2 separate regions of the Homo sapiens genome follow, and region 2 is linked to region 1. A link is an interaction called in ENCODE POLR2A ChIA-PET data of the cell type or tissue named here. Cell type or tissue: K562. All regions are shown on one strand. Each heading gives the region's core, and the rest is flanking DNA. Links, peaks and the distances in the headings are about the cores only. Region 1 has its middle 11 kb from the start of RNF24. Region 2 has its middle 8.1 kb from the start of MAVS.

Region 1 (10,459 bases), core at 1,089-9,088:
AGCTCCTCCAGTTATTGATTACACAACCCCCACAGCTGTGACCACCATTTGGCTACCACCATCATCACAGCTTCTGCCCCTCCAATTTCCCCCAGCCAATTATATCACTGCCTTTTCTCTCTGCTAGGTTCTGTTAGGCCTGAGCTTTAAAGAGAAAGGAATAAAGTGGAATGATATATCTTTGCCCATAACTCATTCTAGGAAAAAGGAACTATGCTGGTTTTCTTTTTCCTCCATTTCAACCTATCCAATCTACCCAAATAGTTCCCAATCATTATCACCTCATCCCAAAGCAACAGACGGGAAAGAGGAACAGGGCAAGAAAGCAGACAGGCTTTCTGGAGTGACTTTTATCCCCACAGAGTCATAGATGCAGAGTTGGAAGAGATGAATTCTCTCATTTGGGAGATAAGGACACCATGCAGATAAAGAGACTCTGTATCTTCTGCTTTTCCTGCTGCTGCAGTGCTTCCTCCAGGCAGGCTTCCTTAGTTTTTCTTGGCTTCCTACCCTTCCAACCTACGCCATCATAATCTGGACTCCAGCCCTTTATTCCCTCAAAGGCTGACTCAGGCCATGACTGAGGGAAGAAGCTTGGATTCTGTAGTGGAACAGCATTGTCCATGGGGAGACACGGCTTCCATCCCAGGCCTTTGGTTCCATTACTTAGTTTCTCACTTGCCTGTCTGTCATCCAAAGGGGCTCACAAGGAGGGGAATGCAGGGAGGAGACATCTCCCTAATACCATTGGAGTTTTTTTCCAGGTTAAGATGGTGCATTGAATCCACCCATCTACTTTTGCTCCTCCCAAAACTCACTAAAACTATTATAAAGGGATTTTGTTTAAAGACACAAACTCATGAGGACAGAGAGAACAGAGTAGACAATAGTGGGGGAAAAATAAGTTGGAAGATAGAAAACAGATGGGTGAGTGGTAATCGACTCAGCAGCCCCAAGAAAGCTGAAACCCAGGGAAAGTTAAGAGTAGCCCTATTTTCATGGCAAAATCCAAGGGGGGGTGGGGAAAGAAAGAAAAACAGAAAAAAAAATGGGAATTGGCAGTCCTAGATATCTCTGGTACTGGGCAAGCCAAAGAATCAGGATAACTGGGTGAAAGGTGATTGGGAAGCAGTTAAAATCTTAGTTCCCCTCTTCCACTCTCCGAGCAGCAGGTTTCTCTCTCTCATCAGGCAGAGGGCTGGAGATTTCACCTCCGGAGAGAGTAAAAAGGAGGATCTCTGGGCTGGGGCACCAGGCGTGGCTGAGGACAAAGGTGGCATGTGGAGAACAGGGGCGTTAAGTGACTATTTCCTCACTGCATGCTGAGAACCTCAGCTTTCTTCTCTGATCACTTCCCAAATCACTGGCAGCTACTCTCCACCTCTCTTCTCTGAGCACTCTGACCAGCCAAAAGGGAAAGAATGAAGGATACTGGCATTCAGATTTCCAGTAAACGACCATCCATGTCTCCCTACGGTGAATCACAGTTGACAAGCCCAGTTCCTGCACTCAGGGTTTTTCATAGTCCTTTACTCTTAATCAAGAGCAGAGAGCTAAAGATTATGTCTTAGGTTCCCTAGAAACAGAAGCTGTGATGCAGATTCAGATGCATGCGATTTATTGCGGGCGGGCCCTCAGAAGAAGCTCCTTTTTCCACCTCCAGAAAGAGCATGGAAAGGAACTGAGCAAGGATGTGGTCTTGGCTGGAGTCTAGCCTCAGTCTGACCCACAGGGAGCCCTGGAGCATGAATTGCACCACAGGGTTGATCTCACCTTGAAGCAAGAGGGCCAGCTTTTGTATCCATATATTGATCAATCACTGGCTGTGGGCTGCCAGGGAGGAAGCCATGAATTCCCAGGCAAGGTAGTTCCTACTTGAGGACAATTCTTTAGATAAAGTGGCAGCTCTGGTCTATTTATGACCGAGATTTATAGCAGCTGAAGGTATGGGCAGAACACCAATAACATCTACTGTAGATTACCAGATTACCAAATATCTGAGGAAAGCTGCTAACATGGAAGATAGAAAATAAATAACAATAAAAACAAGTCAAAACAAGCAAGCAAACTAATAATTAAAATAAACAGAAAAAGGCAAGTTGGAGGAAACCAAGATTTATTTTTAAGAATAAGAGGTGATAGGCAGTTCGGCGGTCCAGTGGGTCTGTCTCTTGCTTCAACAGTGTTTGGACGGAACAGATCCGGGGACGGTCTTCCAGCCTCCGACCGCCCTCCAATTTCCTCTCCACTTGCAACCTCCGGGACCATCTTCTCGGCTATCTCCTGCTTCTGGGACCTGCCAGCACCGTTTTTGTCGTTAGCTCCTTCTTGGCGACCAACCATGAGCTCCCAGATTCGTCAAAATTATTCCACCGACGTGGAGGCAGCCGTCAACAGCCTGGTCAATTTGTACCTGCAGGCCTCCTACACCTACCTCTCTCTGGGCTTCTATTTCGACCGCGATGATGCGGCTCTGGAAGGCGTGAGCCACTTCTTCCGCGAATTGACCGAGGAGAAGCGCGAGGGCTACGAGCGTCTCCTGAAGATGCAAAACCAGCGTGGCGGCCGCGCTCTCTTCCAGGACATCAAGAAGCCAGCTGAAGATGAGTGGGGTAAAACCCCAGATGCCATGAAAGCTGCCATGGCCCTGGAGAAAAAGCTGAACCAGGCCCTTTTGGATCTTCATGCCCTGGATTCTGCCCACATGGACCCCCATCTCTGTGACTTCCTGGAGACTCACTTCCTAGATGAGGAAGTGAAGCTCATCAAGAAGATGGGTGACCACCTGACGAACCTCCACAGGCTGGGAGGCCCAGAGGCTGGGCTGGGCGAGTATCTCTTCGAAAGGCTCACTCTCAAGCACGTCTAAGAGCCTTATGAGCCCAGCGACTTCTGAAGGGCCCCTTGCAAAGTAATAGGGCTTCTGCCTAAGCCTCTCCCTCCAGCCAATAGGCAGCTTTCTTAACTACCCTAACAAGCCTTGGACCAAATGGAAATAAGGCTTTCTGATGCAAAAAAAAAAAAAAAAAAAAAAAAAAAAAGAATAAGAGGTGATATTACACCCATGAAACAAGAATAAGATGCTATTTTGAGACAAGAAACAAAAAATAAGCTTTAAAATAAACACACACACATACACACACATACACACAACAGCAGAAATGAAAAATTCAATGGATGGCTTGAGAAAAATGTCTAGAATATCTCACAGAAAATAGATCTGAAAGACAAAACAATGAAAAACAGGAAAGAAAAGATGAGGAATGTAGGGGGAATAGTCCAAAAGGTTTAACATCTGAATAACAAGCATTTCAGAAAAGGAGGGAAGGAAATCATCAATGTGATAATTCAAGAAAAATTTCCCAAATTGAAAAACATAAATTGCCAGGTCAAAAGGGCTCACCGTTTGCCTAGTTTAACCAAGGCACATAATTGTGAAATTTCACAGCCCTAAGGATAAAGAGATGATTCCACAAGCTTGAACAAATAAAAGAATAAGTCATATACTAAGTCTTAAGAATCAGCATGGCTCCAGACTTCTCTTCACTGGAATTGTTCCAGCAACACTGGAAGGTAGAATACTAGAGTAATATCTTCAAAATTCTGAAGAAAAATTGTTTCCAATCTAGAATTCTATATACAGTGAAACAATCAAGAAATGAGTGGAATGAAGACAATTTCAGATATGCACATCCCATGTTTCCTTTTCTGGGAAGTAATTTAAGGATGTGCTCCACCAAACCAAGGGAGTAACCCAAAGAAAAAGACACAACATGTGGGAAATGGGAGATCCAACACAGGGGAGAGGGATGAGGAATCCCTATGAGGCTGAGATGATGAAACTTGGAGGATTGGAGCAGAGAGACTCAAGAGATAGATATGTTAAAGACTGTCATCACCAAAGTGACTACTGTCATATTGCCATCTTTATAGCCACTTTTTGTTAGAAGCACAGACTTTTGAGGTAAATTAGATAAAGGACAGAGATCCCACATACTGTTGGAAAGAGGACTGGCCTAATACTGTTGAGGCTTGGGTTCTAGTCCTGACTTACTCTTGAAGTAGGTATAAGATCTGGGTATGTCATTTTTCCTCCCTGGATCTCAGGATTATCCTCTCTACATGTCAAGGATAGGCTAAGTGAATTACATGTATTTTTAAGGCTATTGTGCCTTAGTGACATGTATTCTTCATGGCACTGTATACGGTTATATGGCTTTTGAAAATGCAGAGTCATGTAACTACCTCCACAGTCATGCTACAGAACAGTTGCATCACCCCCCAAAAATCTCTCATAGCTCCCCTTTGCAGTCAGCCTCTTGCCTCCCCCTTAACCCTGTCAACCACTGACCTTTTCTCCCTCCCTATAGTCTTACCTTTTCTAGAACGTTAGATAAATGCAGTCATACAGTATGAAGCCTTTCAGATCTGGTTTCTTTCATTTAACACAGTGCATTTAGTTTTATGCACTAACCAGCAATTACCACTGATCTTGTTTTCAGTTCTCTCCCAAAGCAGATGCTAAGACAAGAATTCAAGTGCAAGTAGTTTATGTGGGAGGTGATCTCAGGAAGCACCAGTTAGCGGAGTGAGACAGGGAAGGGAAAGAAGCCAATACAGGATATGTCAGCAAGCAAGCTACCACTGTGGGAAACAAGCTCACCCTGCTGGAGACTCTGGGATCCAGTGCAGAGCACACATCTCAGCTCTATCCAGCCCAAGGAGCGAAAAAGCTGGGATTTTTATCTACCAACTCCCTGTCCATCAGTGGTTGAGTGCTACTTCTTAGGGCCTTCACTCTCCAGCACTTCTGGCTTGCCCTGTGCACAGACCAAGCATGTTCCTGTGACTAGAAATAAAAGCCCCCAGGCAGAAAGCAACAGATGTTCACATTAAGCAGCTTTCCATGTGCAGGGGCGAATGCCAAGGGTGATGTGTAAGACACTGGCAGCGTCAGCTGCTTCCAACCCAACCCAAATATTTTTATTGTTGTATGTGAAGGGAAGCAAATATATACTATAAATTCTTAAATTCATTCTGCTGGATAAAGAGAGAAAAGTCCTGGATTTCTTCTCAATAGGCCAATTTTAAAGGCTACTTTTCATATATAGGATGGGCAAAGCACTTTTAAAAACATTTATCTTAGATTTTCACTGTATTTATGGTTTACAAGGGTGCTTTGCATGTAAAACTTAATGTTTAAATAGCACAAGCTCATACAGTCCATATTCAATCCCTCGATTATTAATACAAAACTCAATTCAAGCAAAGACAAAGGATATAACAGAAGCTAAATCCAACTTGTGAATAATGAGAATAATTGATTTGTTTAGGTTCTATTATTCAGAAAGTTATGTCTTTGTTTTTTTTTTTTTTTTTTTTTTTCCAGGCAGGGTCTTGCCCTGTAGCCCAAGTTGGAGAGCAGTGGCACAATTATGGCTCACTGCAGCCTTGACCTCCAGGGCTCAAGGATCCCCATGTAGCTGGGACCAGAGGCACACGCCACCATGCCTGGCTAATTTTGGTATTATTTTTTGTAGAGATGGGGTTTTGCCATGTTGCCCAGGCTGGTCTCAAACTCCTGGGCTCATGCAATCCACCTGCCTTGGCCTCCCAAAGTGCTGGGATTACATGCGTGAGCCACTGCGCCCAGCCAGAATGTTATGTTTTAAATTTATCTGTGTTATCAGTTGGGTCTCTTTGCTTCTTTAAAGAAAATTTAATATTTAAATTAACTTTTTTTTTTTGAGATGGAGTCTTGCTCTGTTGCCCAGGCTGGAGCGCAGTGGCGCGATCTTGGCTCACAGCAACCTTTGCCTCCTGGGTTCAAGCAATTCTCCTGCCTCAGCCTCCCGAGTAGCTGGGATTACAGGCATATGCCACCATGCCTGGCTAATTTTTGTATTTTCAGTAGAGACGGGGTTTCGCCATGTTGGCCAGGCTGGTCTCGAACTCCTGATCTCAGGTGACCCACCCACCTCGGCTTCCCAAAGTGTTGGGATTACAGGCATGAGCCACTGCGCCCTGCGATTAACTTATTTTTTATACATCTAAAATGTACAAGTGCAGTTTTGTTACATGGATATATTGCATGGTGGTAAAGCTTTTAGTTTACCACTGAGATGTATTCTTTGTATCCTGTCTCTGGCAGTCAGCTCACAGTGTATTCTTTGTATCCTGTCTCTGGCAGTCAGCTCACAGAAATCCTCGCTGGCTCCAGCCACACCCAGGATTGTGTGATTCCTTGGGGGCTGGCTGCCGCTCCTGTGTGCCTCTTGACGCCCAGTGTATTCCAAGGTCCTGTGCTGGGCCAGGGGAACTTAGTAGATTATCTAAGGCACTTCTTTATTTTTGGGTTATTCTCAGGTGTGCACAACTCATTCTTTTACTTCCACACTTTGCTGGCTCTTGGCAGCCCTGGCAAGGCTGTCTCAACCTGCCTCATGTGCACACAGCTATCTCTATTTGGGAGTCTAACTGCCACCCTAAGCTCTATCCAGGGTTCTCACTGTACTTACATCCCCCAAACCTGAATGGGTTTCTTCCTTCTTTCCTTCCTTCCTTCCTTCCTTCCTTCCTTCCTTCCTTCCTCTCTTTCTCTCTCTCCTTCCTTCCTTCTCCCTCTCTCTTTCTCTCATCTCTCTCCTTCTCTCTTTCCCCCTCCCTCCCTCCCTCCCTCCCTTCCTTCCTTCTCCCTCTCTCATCTCTCTGTCTTTCTCTCTTCTTCTGTCTTTCCCTTCCTCCCCTCCCCTCCCTCTCTCCCTCCCTCCCTCCTTCCTCCTCCCTTCCTTCCTCCTCCCTTCCTCCCTCCCTCCCTCCCTTCCTTCTTTTCAAGACAGAGTTGCCCAGGCTGGAGCGCAGTAGCACAATCTTGACTCACTGCAACCTCTGCCTCCCAGGTTCAAGCAATTCTCCTGCTTCAGCCTCCTGAGTAGCTGGGATTACAGGTGTCCACTACCATGCCTGGCTACTTTTTGTATTTTTTTGTAGAGATGGGGATTTCACCATGTTAGTCAGGCTGGTCTCAAACTCCTGACCTCAAGTTATCTGCCCACCTCAGCCTCCCAAAGTGCTGCTGGGATTACAGGCATGAGCCACCACACCCGGCCCAAGCTCTTTTCCTTAGACATCCACCATCATGTGACTCTCCTTACTACTGAGTTTGGGGATTTATTCTGTATATGTGGGTGAATGCTTGCTCTCAAATGCATTCTTTCAAATCCGTTATATTGTCTACACCTATATTCCTCTAGGTTTCTTTCTAATGAACTTTCTTTAAAATTTACTTTTAATTTTGAGACAATGGTAGATTCACATGAAGTTATAAGAAATAATACAGAACAATTCTGTATAGCCTTCACCCAGTTTCCCCCAATGGTAACATCTTGCATAACTATACCATAGTATCATAGCCAGGAGATTGACACTGATAACGTCAATCTTATTCCATTTTCCCTAGTTTTATAGGACTTGTGTGTATGCATGTATTTAATTCTATGCAATTATCATATGTATAGATTCGTGTAATCACCACCATAGTTGAGATAAAAAATAGTTCAATCACCACAAGGATCTTTTGTGATGTCCTTTAATTTATTTATATTTATTTATTTATTTATTTTTCTGAGACGGAGTCTCGCTCTGTCGCCCAGGCTGGGGTGCGGTGGCATGGTCTTGGCTCACTGCAACCTCTGCCTCCCAGGTTCAAGCGATTCTCCTGCCTTGGCCCCCCAAGTAGCTGGGACTACAGCCACGTGCCACCACACCCCGCTGATTTTTTGTATTTTTAGTAGAGACGGGGTTTCGCCATGTTGGCCAGGCTGGTCTCAAACCCCTGACCTCGTGATCTGCCCACCTCAGCCTCCCAAAGTGCTGGGATAACAGGCGCGAGCCACTGCGCCCAGCCTTGCCCTTTTATAATCACACCTGCATCCTCCCTCCCGACCCGCCTTTTCCCTAACTGGCAACTATGAATGAGGGTTCTCCATCTGTATAATTTTGTCCTTTCAAAATATTATATAAATGAAATCATGCTGTATGCAACCTTTGAGAACTGGCTTTGTTTACTCAGCATACTACTTCCCTGGAGATTCATCCAAATTGTTGCACGAATCAGTAGTTTGTTCCTTTTTATTGCTGAGTAGTATTACAGGGTATGGATGTTCCACAGTTTGTTTAACCATTCACCTTTTGAAGAGTATCTGGATCATGTCCAGTTTTAAGTGTTACAAAGAGTCAACACAATAAGATAGTGATGAACATTTGTATATGGGTTTTTGTGTGAATATAATTTCTCTGGGATAAATGTCCACGAGTGCAATTGCTAAGTCACATGGAAGTTGCATGTTTAGTTTTGTAAGAAACTACCAAATTGTTTTCCAGAGTGGCTGTGCCATTTTACATTGCCACCAGCAATGTATGAGTGATCTGGTTTCTCTGCATTCTCACCAGCATTTGTTATTGTCATAACTTTTTATTTTAGCTATTCTGATAGGTGTGTAGTAATAACTGATTGTAGTTTTTACTTTGCATTTCTCACGTAATTACTGATGGTGAACTTTTTTTTTCTTATCTCTATTTGCCATCTGTATATTCTATTTAGTGAAATGGCTGGTCATATCTTTTGCCTATTTTCTAAGTGGATTATTTGTGGGATTTTTTTTCCCCTTGAGTTTTGAGAGCTCTGTATGTATTCTAGATAATAGTTCTTTGTTAAACATGTGGTTTGCAAATATTTTCTTTCAGTCTGTGGCTTGTCTTTTCATCAGCTTAAAGGGTCTTTCACAGAGTAAAAGTTTTGATGAAGTTTAAATTATCCAATTTTCCTTTTGTGGATTGCACTTTTGCTGTTAATCCTAAGAACTCTTTGCTTAGCCCTAGATCCTGAAGATTTTCCCCTAAGTTGTTTCCTAAAATGTTTGCATTTATATTTAAGTTCATGTTTCATTTTGAGTTAATTTTTGTATAAGTTGTCACGTTTTGGTTGGAGTTCACTGTTTTGTTTTGCCCTTGGATGTCCAATTGTTACAGTACAATTTGTTGAAAAGGCTATCCTTCCTTCACTGGATTGCTTTTGCACCTTTGTCAAAAATCCGTTGGCACTGGGCAGGGGGCTCACACCTGTAATTCTAGCACTTTGGGAGGTCAAGACATGAAGATCTCTTCAGCTCAGGGGTTTCAGACCAGCCTGTGTAACACAGTGAGACCTCACCTCTATAAAAAATAAACAAAATTAGCCAGGTGTGGTGGTGTGTGCCTGTAGTCCCAGCTACTCAGGAGGCTGAGGTGGGAAGATCGCTTAAGCCAAGCAGGTCAAGGATACGGTGAGCCATGGTCATGCCACTGCACTCCAGACTGGGCAACAGAGTTAGACCCTGTCTCAAAAAAAAAAAATTGTAAAAAAATCAGTTGGCTTATTTGTGTGGATCTATTTCTGGATTCTCTATTCCGTTCCATTGATCTGTGTGTCTATCCCTTTGCCAATATTGCACAGTCTTGATTACTGTAGCTATATAATAACTCTTGAAATTCCTCTTACTTTATTCTTATTTTACGTAATTGCTATATCTATTCTAGGGTCCATGCCTTTTAATATAAATTTTAGAATAAATTAGCCTGTGTCTATAAAAACCCTTTCTGGGGGTTTTGATAGGAATTGTATTAAACTTGGAGATAAATCTTGGGAAAACTTATATCTTTATTATGTTGACTCTTCCAAAATGTAAACAAGGTATGTTTAGCCATTTATTTAGATCTTTAATTTCTTTTACCAGCATTTGCGATTTTTATCATACAGATCCTATATATGTTTTGTTAGATTTGTTCCTAGGTTTTTCTTTTTTTTTTTTTGAGTGATTGAAAACGTTATTGGGTTTTAAATTTCAGTTTCTGTATGTTCAATGCCAGCATATAAAACTGTATGCTGATGTTGTGCGTTGTGAATAAACTCATTTATTAGTTCTAAGAGGTTTTTTTGGTGGGAATTTTCTTGAAATTTTCAATGTAGATCCTCATATCTTCTGCAAATAATGACAGTTTCATTTCTTCCTTTATAACCTGTATGCATTTTTTCATGTCTTACTGCACTGGCTAGAATTTCCACTAATATGTTGAGTAAGAGTGGTTAGAGCAGACATCCTTGCTTTGTTCCTGATTTTAGGTGGAACGCATTCAGTCTTTCACCAATATGTATGATGTTAGTTATAGGTTTTGTAGATGCTTTTTTAATCACATTGAGATAGTTCCCCTGTATTCCTAACTTGCTGAGTTTTTAAAAATCGTAAATGAGCTCCCTCTCCCTCCCCCGCCCCCCTCTGATGCCGAGCCAAAGCTGGACGGTACTGCTGCCATCTCGGCTCACTGCAACCTCCCTGCCTGATTCTCCTGCCTCAGCCTGCCGAGTGCCTGCGATTGCAGGCGCGCGCCGCCACGCCTGACTGGTTTTCGGTTTTTTTTTGGT
Region 2 (10,459 bases), core at 1,652-9,651, 190 kb before region 1:
TTATTGCCTTGTTCCTGACCTTAGTGGGAAAGCTTCCAGTTTCTCACCATTAAGTATGATTTTTGTAAATGTTCTTTATCAACTTGTGAAGTTCTCTTATTTCCTAGTTTGTTGAGAGTTTTTATTGTAAATGGTGGTTGGACTTTGCCACATGCTTTTTCTGCTTTTATTGGTATGATAATGCAATTTTACATCGTTAGCCTGTCAATGTAATTGATTATCTTAATTGATTTTCAAATGTTGAACTAGCCTCACATACCTGGAATAAATCCCGCTTGGTCATTTTGAGTAATTATTTTTATACATTACTGGATTTGATTTGCTACTATTTTGTTGAGGAGTTTTGCATCTATGTTCACAAGAGATACTGGTCTGTAGTTTCCTTGCTTCCTTCCTTCCTTCCTTCCTTCCTTCCTTCCTTCCTTCGTTCCTTCCTTCCTTCTTTCCTTCGTTCCTTCCTTCCTTCCCTCCGTCCCTCCTTCCCTCCCTCTGTCAGGAGTCCAAGACAAGGCTGGCCAACATGGCAGAAACCACGTCTCTACTAAAAATACAAAAATAAGCCAGGAATGGTGGTACACGCCTGTAATCCCAGCTACTTAGGCGCAGTCTCGGCTCACTGCAATCTCCACGTCCCGGGTTCAAGCGATTCTACTGCCTCAGCCTCCTGAGTAGCTGGGATTACAGGTGCACACCACCATGCCTGGCTAATTTTTGTATTTTTAGTAGAGACGGGGTTTCACCATGTTAGCCAGGCTGGTCTCGGACTCCTGACCTCAAGTGATCCACCCACCTCAGCCTCCCAAAGTGCTGGGATTACAAGCGTGAGCCACCACACACCTGGCCATCACTTGCTTTTTTCACTCACCAGTGTATCCTGGATATTTTTGTCATAGCACTACAGAGACAGCATCTGTATTCTTTTAAGTTCTTATCCATCATGTGGCTAGATTATAGTTAATTTAGCAAACCTAAAAGTTATTGTGAACTACCATATTTCACATTTACAAAAAGGTGCTTAGAATTATATAATGAGCATCCAAGTACCTGTCATTTCATTTAAGAAATAAAAACCAGCTGGGTGTGGTGGCTCACGCCTGTAATCCCAGCACTTTGGGAGGCCGAAGTGGGCAGATCACCTGAGGTCGGGAGTTTGAGACCAGCCTGACCAACATGGAGAAACCCTGTCTCTACTAAAAATACAAAATTAGCTGGATGTGGTGGTGCATGCCTGTAATCCCAGCTACTTGGGAGGCTGAGGCAGGAGAATCACTTGAACCCGGGAGGCAGAGGTTGTGGTGAGCTTAGATCGCGCCATTGCACTCAGCCTGGGCAACAAGAGTGAAACTATGTCTCCAAAAACAGAAACAAAAAAGAAATAAAACCCAGCATTACCTCATTATTTTAGGCTTTTATTTTCATGAACTGTTTCCTTCTGTTTTCATTTAGTATATCCATACCTCTTTAGGGGTGCTTAAGTCATTTGTTTGCAGTCTTAGAAAATGACATTAGTCTTTAAGTTATGAATTTTCCTATGATACAGCTTTAGTTGTATCCCATATGTTCTGATGTGGTGTTTTCACTGTTGACATTTTCTAGAAATCTGTAGTTTCACTTTTTTTCCTTCTTAATTCCCTATTTTTACATGACTTCGTGAGAACAATATTTTTGAGTTCTTGTATGTTAAAAAATTATTTTTGGCTGGGCACGGTGGCTCATGCCTGTAATCCCGGCACTTTGGGAGGCCAAAGAGGGTGGATCACCTGAGGTCAGGAGTTTGAGACCAGCCTGGCTAACATGGTGAAACCCTGTTTCTGCTAAAAATACGAAAAATTAGCTGGGCGTGGTGGCACATACCTGTAATCTCAGCTATTTGGGAGGCTGAGGCAGGAGAATCACTTGAACCCAGGAGATGGAAGTTGCAGTGAGCCGAGATTGCGCCATTGCACTCCAGCCTGGGTAACAAGAGCGAAACTCTGTCTAAAAAAAAAAAAATCTTTTTAGAGCCTTTATACTTGATCTTTCTGCCTGAGTGCCCCAAAGATTCATCTTTACATTTCAGTAACATTATTAGAATGTATCTCATAGTGCAAACATAGTGTGTTTATTCTTTTTTTTTTTTTTTTTTTGACGGAGTTTCGCTCTTGTTGCCCAGGCCGAAGTGTGCAATGGCTCGATCTCGGCTCACCGCAACCTCCACCTCCCAGGTTCAAGCAATTCTCCTGCCTCAGCCTCCCGAGTAGCTGAGATTACAGGCATGCGCCACCATGCCCGTTTAATTTTGTATTTTTAGTAGAGATGGGGTTTCTCCACGTTGGTCAGGCTGGTCTCAGACTCCCGACCTCAGGTGATCCGCCCGCCTCGGCCTCCCAAAGTGCTGGGATTACAGGCGTGAGCCAACACGCCCGGCCCATACTGTGTTTTTTCAAAAGTAGATTGAAGTCCTTTTTTACTTCAGAAGTATTTTCCAGAATTATATCTTATTTTTATTTGTTTTTGAGACGGAGTCTTGCTCTGTCGCCAGGCTGGAGTGCGGTGGCGCAATCTCAGCTCACTGCAGCCTATGCCTTCAGAGTTCAAGCGATTCTCCTGCCTCAGCCTCCTGAGTAGCTGGGACTACAGACACACACCACCATGCCCAGCTAATTTTTGTATTTTTGGTAGAGACGGGGTTTCACCATGTTGGCCAGGATGGTCTCGATCTCTTGACCTCTTGATTTGCCCACCTCAGCCTCCCAATGTATATCTTTAAATAGGTATTGTATTTCATTGTTTCTGTCTCATCTAGGAATTCCAATTATGCACTAGTTGGCTCTTCTTTGCCTATCAATTGTAGCTATATTGTCCCCACCCCTTTAATCCTTTTAATTTGGCGCATCTCAGAAAGCACTAGAAAAGAAAAACTGCTTCCTGAAGATGTATCTCTTACTTGCAGTAAAGTAGGGACTACAATGTAGCTCCGTAGGGAAGACCCACTTTAGTTTAACTAAGGAGAGAGGCTGCAAGCTGTGAAATTCAGGAGGTTCACTTGTGTGACTCACGTCTATGCCTTCTGGTCAGTTCCAGGTCCTCCACCATTATGGAATTGCTCCATCCCTTAGTGTGCAAATGGAAGTTCCTGAGTCCTCATCCTACCTGCAATGGGATGCCTAGTACTCCAGCATTTCTGGGCTTCTCAAGGGGACGTATGTCTCCTAGGCATTATGTACATTAGCTTTCTGCTTCTATGGCATTGTCAGTCTCACTTGGGGTCAGGACATACGGCTCTTCTCCCTGCCCTGCTGTCTGTCTAAACGAAGATCTTTTCCTCGATGTCCCTAAAGAAACAGACATTTGGGTATAGCCAACTGTTAGAAGAATTTAGGGGGATAGAGGAGAGTCATCTTACAGAATGACAGAGCAAAAAAACTTACAATTGATTGTTACATGCTACCTTTCCCCTGAGTCTCTTGCCCATTCCACCCAGTGGGGTTTCCCCACTCCTAGTCTCCTCCTGGGGCCTCAGCTTCTCATCAGCTTTCACGCTACTCCTTATTTTTAAACTGTTTTCAGGCTGGGTACAGTGGCACATGCCTATAATCCCAGCACTTTGAGAGGCCGAGGCAAAAGGATCGCTTGAAGCCAGGAGTTTGAGAGCAGCCTGGGCAACAAAGCGAGATCCTATCTTAATAAAATTGTATTTTTAAAAGCTTTTTTTTTTTCTTTTTTTGAGATGAGGTCTCACTCTGTTGCCCAGGCTGGGGTGCAATGGCATGATCTCGCCTCACTGCAACCTCTGCCTCCCAGGCTCAGGCAATTTTCCCACCTCGGCCCCTCAGGCTTCCGAGTAGCTGGGACCACCGGCATGTGCCACCAAGCCTGGCTAATTTTCTTTTCTTTTTCTTTCTTTTTTCTTTTTTTTTTTTGTGAGACGGAGTTTCGCTTTTGTTGCCCAGGCTGGAGTGCAATGGCGCTATCTCGGCTCACCGCAATCTCCGCCTCTCGGGTTCAAGCGATTCTTCTGCCTCAGCCTCCTGAGTAGCTGGAATTACAGGCATTGCCTGACTAATTTTGTATTTTTAGTAGAGATGGGGTTTCTCCATGTTGGTCAGGCTGGTCTCGAACTCCCGACCTCAGGTTATCCGCCCACCTTGGCCTCCCAAAGTGCTGGGATTACAGGTGTGAGCCACCATGCCTGGCCCTAGCTAATTTTCTTTTTGTACTTTTGGTAGAGACAGGGTTTTGCCATGTTGCCCAGGCTGGTCTCAAACTTCTAAGCTCAAGTAATCTGCCTGCCTCGGCCTCCCAAAGTGCTGGGATTACAGGGGTGAGTCTCTGCACCCAGCCAAAAAGAGCTTTTTTCTTTTCTTTTCTTTTTTTGGAGAGATGGGATCTCTCTCTTTTGCCCAGGCTGGAACTCTTCAGCTCAAGCAATCCTCCGGCCTCATCCTCCTGTGTAGCTGGGGCTACATTCCTTTTCATTTTTTTTAATTAAAAAATTGTGGGGTTTTTTTTGGCCAGGCACAATGGCTCACGCCTGTAATCCCAGCATTTTGGGAGGCTGAGGCGGGTGGATCACCTGAGGTCAGGAGTTGGAGACCAGCCTGGCCAACATGGTGAAACACTGTCTCTACTAAAAATACAAAAATTAGCCAGGCGTGGTGGTGCATGCCTGTAATCCCAGCTACTAGGGAGGCTGAGGCAGGAGAATTGCTTGAACTCAGGATGCGGAGGTTGCAGTGAGCCGAAATTGCGCCACCGCACTCCAGCCTGGGCGACAAGAGCAAGACTCGATCCTAAAAAAAAAGAAAATTGTTGTTTTTTTCTTTTTTATTGTAAAATATACCTAACATTAAAAAGACCATTTAACCATTTTTAAGTGTAGAATCTGGTGGCATTAAGCACATTCACAATGTTATGTCCATTATTTTTATTTTATTTTTTATTTTTGAGACAAAGTCTCGCTCTTGTCACGCGGGCTGGAGTGCAATGGCGCAATCTTGGCTCACTGCAACCTCCACCTCCTGGGTTCAAGTGATTCTCCTGCCTCAGTCTCCCGAGTAGCTGGGATTATAGGCGCCTGCCATCACGCCTGGCTAATTTTTTTATTTTTAGTGGAGATGGAGTTTCACCATATTAGCCAGGCTGGTCTCGAACCCCTGACCTCAGGTGATCCACCCGCCTCAGCCTCCCAAAGTGCTGGGATTACAGGTGTGAGCCACCGTGCCCGGCCAATGTTGTGTCCATTTCTAAAATTTTTTTTTATCGTTTGAAACAGAAACTCCGCAGCCATCAGGCACTCACTGCCCACACTTCCTTCTTTGCTCTCTGACCACTCGCGCCCCATTTCATTCCTGTTCATTTCTCATTTCCTTCTTATACTGACCAGTTCAGGTCTTCCCTCTCCCATCAGCTTGGTTCCAGGCCTACCTTTTGATATCATAGCTGTGCCCACTAAAAAAAGAGAAAGAAAAATGCAGACCTGAAGCTCCACCGTTAGCATCTCAAAGCATGTTTTCAACTCCGCTTTGAAATTACAGACTCAAGGAACACGATGAAACTCGTGGGCAAGACCTCCTTCCCCACTGATGTCTGTCTGTTCTGAAGGGGGCCACAGAAAGACATATCCTTCTGGAGATGAATTATGCATTTTCCTTAAGAGGCACATAGAGCTTTACCAACTTTTTCAACAACGTTCCCCCGCTACATAGTCTTTCTTTTGTGTTATTTAGTTTACCATTTCTTTTTTCCATCTTGTTATAACCTCCACGAGTTGTGTCTCTTTTGTTTTCTACATTATACCCAACGGCTAGCACATAACAGGCACCCAATATATACTGAACGAACTAAGGAATGAATGAAGGAATGAATGAATAGGTGGCTTATAGGAAACCCCTGGGGCCAGGGACTCTGCAACATCACCATGTAACTTTTTCTTTGTGCTGAGAAGCAGAGAGAAACAATAGAAGATATCTCTTAATCTCTCAAGGATGCTACTCCCAGGACTGCTTGCAATTTCCGAGGAGATAAGCCACAAGTTACAGAAAGGAAGCAGCTGTGTAGGGCCTGCAAGTTTCCTGCTGCAAGTCACCCTATGTTCAGAAGTTACCCTGGCTGGGCCAGGCATGGTGGCTCACGCCTGTAATCCCAGCACTCTGGGGAGGCTGAGGCAGGTGGATTGCTTGAGTCCAGGAGTTTGAGACCAGCCTGGGCAACATGGAGAAACCCCATCTATACAAAAAATTAGCTGGGTGTGGTGGCATGAGCCTGTAGTCCCAGCTACTTGGGAGGCTGAGGTGGAAGAATCACCTGAGCCCAGGGGGTCAAGGCTGTAGTAAGCCAAGATCACGCCACTGCACTCCAGCCTGGGCAACCAGAGTGAGACCCTGTCTCGAAAAAAAAAAAAAAAAAAAGAAGGAAGGAAGGAGAAAGAGAAAGAGAGAAAAGAAAAAAAAGAAAAAGTTACTCTGACTTTCTACACTGCTTTTAATGAATAGAAATTTATCTTTCCCCTCAGTGTTCTGGAAGAGTTTACAAATATGATTGAGGGGCTGGGCACCGTGGCTCACGCCTGTAATCCCAACACTTTCGGAGGCTAAGGCAGGCAGATCACCTGAGGTCAGGAGTTCGAGACCAGCCTGGCCAACATGGTGAAACCCCGTTTCTACTAAAAATAAAAAATTAGCTGGGTGTAGTGGCGCACACCTGTAATCCCAGCTAATTGGGAGGCTGAAACACAAGAATTACTTGAACCCAGGAGGCGGAGGTTGCAGTGAGCCACAGTCGTCCCACTGCACTCCAGTCGCTGCACTCTCGCCAAAAACAAAAACAAATAAATATGATTGAGTATTACCATAGGCTCTGGTTCCTGCCCTGAGGGAAGGTGAGTTAAAAAGCAGTCAGAGGCCGGGCATGGTGACTCACGCCTGTAATCCCAGCACTTTGGGAGGCTAAGGCAGGAGGATAGCCTGAGGTCAGGAGTTTCAGACCAGCCTGGCCAACATGGTGAAACCCTGTCTCTCCTAAAAATACAAAATTGGCCGGATGTGGTGGTGCACACCTGTAATCCCAGCTACTCAGAGCCTGAGGCAGGAAAATTGCTTGAACCCAGGAAGTGGAGGTTGGAGGTGGAGGTTGCAGTTAGATGAGATCGTGCCATTGCACTTCAGCCTGGGCTAAAAGAGTCTCAAAAAAAAAAAAGCAGTCAAAGCAGTAAGAGGTCTAATGTGCTTCAAAACTGTAGTTTCAGCACTTTGGGAATCCAAAGTGGGAGGACTGCTGGAGCCCAGGAGTTTGGGACCAGCCTGTGTAACATAGCAAGACCCTGTCTCTACAAAAAATAAATTTAAAAAGAGCCAGTGGTGGCCGGGCGCGGTGGCTCATGCCTGTAATCCCAGTACTTTGGGAGGCCGAGGCGGGCGGATCACGAGGTCAGGAGATCGAGACCATCCTGGCTAACACGGTGAAACCCATCTCTACTAAAAATACAAAAAATTAGCCGGGCATAGTGGCAGGTGCCTGTAGTCCCAGCTACTCGGGAGGCTGAGGCAGGAGAATGGCATAAACCTGGGAGGCAGAGCATGCAGTGAGCCAAGATAGCGCCACTGCACTCCAGCCTGGGTGACAGAGCGAGACGCCGCCTCAAAAAAAAAAAAAAAAAGGCCAGTGGTATGTGCTTGTCGTCCTAGCTACTTGTGAGGCTGAGGCGGGAGGATCAGTAGCTCAGAAGGAACTCCAGAACTGAGTTCTGAACAAGTGAAGCTTCAGATGCAGTGATGCGATCATGGCTCACTGCAACCTCCACCTCGACCTCCTGGGCTCAATTGATCCTCCCGCCTCAGCCTCCCAGGTAGCCGAGACTAGAGGAGCGTGCCACCATGCCTGGCTAATTTTTTGTACTTTTCATAGAGATAGGGTTTTGCCATGTTGCCCAGGGTGGTCTCTGATTCCTGGGCTCAAGCAATTCTCCTGCTTCAATCTGCCAAAATGCTGGGATTACAGGTGTGAGCATCATGCCAGGCCTTGGGAACTTTTGGGGAAATGGAAATATTCTAGATGTTGATCTGGATGCTGGTGTCACACCCATTTACTTGGATAAAAATGAATCAAGTCCTCACGCCTGTAATCCCAGCACTTTGGGGGTGGAGGCGGGTGGATCACCTGAGGTCAGGAGTTTGAGACCAGCCTGGCTAACATGGTGAAACCCTGTCTCTACTAAAAAAAAAAAAAAAAAAAACCCACAAAAATTAGCCGGGCATGGTGGTGGGTGCCTGTAATCCCAGCTACTCGAGACGCTGTGGTAGGAGAATCCTTTGAACCCAGGAGGCAGAGGTTGCAGTGAGCTGAGATCACGCCACTGCACTCCAGCCTGGCGACAGAGCAAGACTCCATCTCAAAAAAAAAAAAAAAAAAAAAAAAAGGGAGAGCCGGGTGCGGTGGCTCACGCCTGTAATCCCAGCACTTTGTGAGGCCAAGGCAGGTGGATCACAAGGTCAGGAGATCGAGACCATCCTGGCCAACATGGTGAAACCCCGTCTCTACTAAAAATACAAAAATTAGCTGGGTGTGGTGGAGCATGCCTGTAATCCCAGCTACTCAGGAGGCTGGGGCAGGAGAATCGCTTGAACCAGGGAGTTGGAGGTTGCAGTGAGCCAAGATCATGCCACTGTACTCCAGCCTGGTGACAGAGTGAGACTCCGTCTCAAAAAAAAAAAAAAAAAAAAGAGTCAAGTCATACACTTAAGTTTGATATATTTCACTGAATGTAAACTGTGCTTCAAGAAACAAAACCCTTCCATGCACAAAACACCTAGGGTGACATCTGTTTCCTGCACTGAATATCTGATTTTGGGAGAGGAGCCCTAGGACAAGAGACAGCAAGAGGGGCTGAGAGCAAGCAGGGCACCAGAAGCTGGGAGCGTGGAGGGACGTGACCAGGGAGAAGTCCCCTGTGTTGGGGGAGGCCTGTGAATTTTAGGAACTCTGATATCTAACTCTCAAGGCATGTCCTTGCCAAGCAGCAATACAATTAAGTGTGCCTAATCTTATGGCTCCCACACTTTCAATTGTTCTTCCTGAAACAATTAGATATGAAGCCGCAAGAGCCCAGGCAGGGCTGGATTGATTCTTGAACTAATCAACATTTATGCCCTCTTGGCTAAACTAGGCAGAGTTGGTTTTATTACAGTTCAGATGTGATTAAGCACACTGTATTGTGTCAGCGGCAGGTGACGAGCCACACAGTGTCCTGAGGCCTGATGAAAGGGCTATGCCAACCACAGTCCCAGAGGAGGAGCTGGCTGTAGCAGCGACTGACCCAGGAGCTGAAGTGAGCCAAGCCCCCTCCTCCTGAGACCCCTGAGAGGTAAGGCAGGCTCATGCCAGACCCTATTACGTCCCACATCATGGCTAGAACCAGAACCATCTTACATGGCTGGTCAAGGCAAGGATAACCCCAGGAAGTCAGAGGACTTGGAGACTCTGTATTGTAGGAAAAAAAAAAAATACTAGAAAAGACACTGGAGCGTCACCAGCAGTCACCCCTGGATGGTGGCATTATTATTATTAGTAGTATTTTTTTTGAGATGGAGTCACTCTGTCGCCCAGGCTGGAGTGCAGTGGCATGATCTTGGCTCACTGTAACCTCCGTTTCCTGGGTTCAGGCAATTCTCCTGCCTTAGTCTCCTGAGTAGCTGGGATTACAGATGTGTGCCACCATGACTGGCTAATTTTTGTAGATGGTGGCATTATGAATATGGATTTTGGTTTTCATCATCAAATATTTCTGTTTTCCCCACATTAGCTGTAAACAGTATATATTTTTGGTAAATTAAGTTGAAAGAATGAAAAAATTAAAATAGTATAAAGAATATCTGTTTAAGTGCAGTGGAGTGTGCCTGTGGTCCTAGCTACTTCGGAGGCTTAGATGGAAGGATTGCTTGAGCCCAGGAGTTCAAGACCAACCAGAGCAATGTAGCAAGACTGTGTCTGTTTTATTTTAAAAATAAATAAATAAAACATAAAGAATAACTGTTTAAAATACTATTCAAAATGAAGTCATAAAGGAGGGGATTATGTTTTTTAGTCATAGTTCCCTCAAGGGCTCAGACCGGAGAACATAACCGAGTTTGGAGCCCTCTGGCACTGTCTTTGCGCCTGACCTCTGCTCTCCAGGGGGTGACGTGAGCTGGTGGGTGCTGAGTCATCATGGGTGGGTCACAGCCTCCCTCGGAGGCCTGGAGATGGGCCTGTCTGTGCTGAACTTTACTGGGCAGGGGGCAGCTCCAAGGCCCTCACTGGGGGCAGCCTAGAGCATAGATCACTCTCTGGACTTGCTCTTCTCCTAATAAATGGACAGTGATCAATGAATTACACCCATGAAATAGGGTGGGATGCAATAAGAAATAAAAGATAATATAAATAGCCAGATAGGGTCAAAAGATGATTTATTTTACTTTATATTTTTGAAATAATTTCAGATTTA

Evidence for each region. ChIA-PET counts read pairs that join two places held together with the same protein. Peaks named below come from ENCODE experiments on the same cell type or tissue, not always from the same donor. Only the 100,000 strongest peaks of a DNase experiment are listed, where the experiment ranks them.
Region 2: POLR2A ChIA-PET joins it to region 1 with 5 read pairs; 5 of 35 experiments call an interaction of 5 or more read pairs at or near these places.

The regions. Positions count from the first base shown.
Region 1 is chr20:4,021,576-4,032,034 of GRCh38, forward strand. It overlaps the pseudogene FTLP3. Among named protein-coding and RNA genes, the nearest start is that of RNF24, 11 kb to the left of the region's middle. In K562, for the core only: a CTCF peak has its summit at 4,661; DNase peaks (open chromatin) are centred at 4,296 and 4,666.
Region 2 is chr20:3,833,514-3,843,972 of GRCh38, forward strand. No RefSeq gene overlaps it. Among named protein-coding and RNA genes, the nearest start is that of MAVS, 8.1 kb to the right of the region's middle. RefSeq lists an enhancer at 10,104-10,248 and a cis regulatory region at 10,171-10,181. In K562, for the core only: no CTCF peak of the experiment used is centred there; DNase peaks (open chromatin) are centred at 5,998 and 9,008.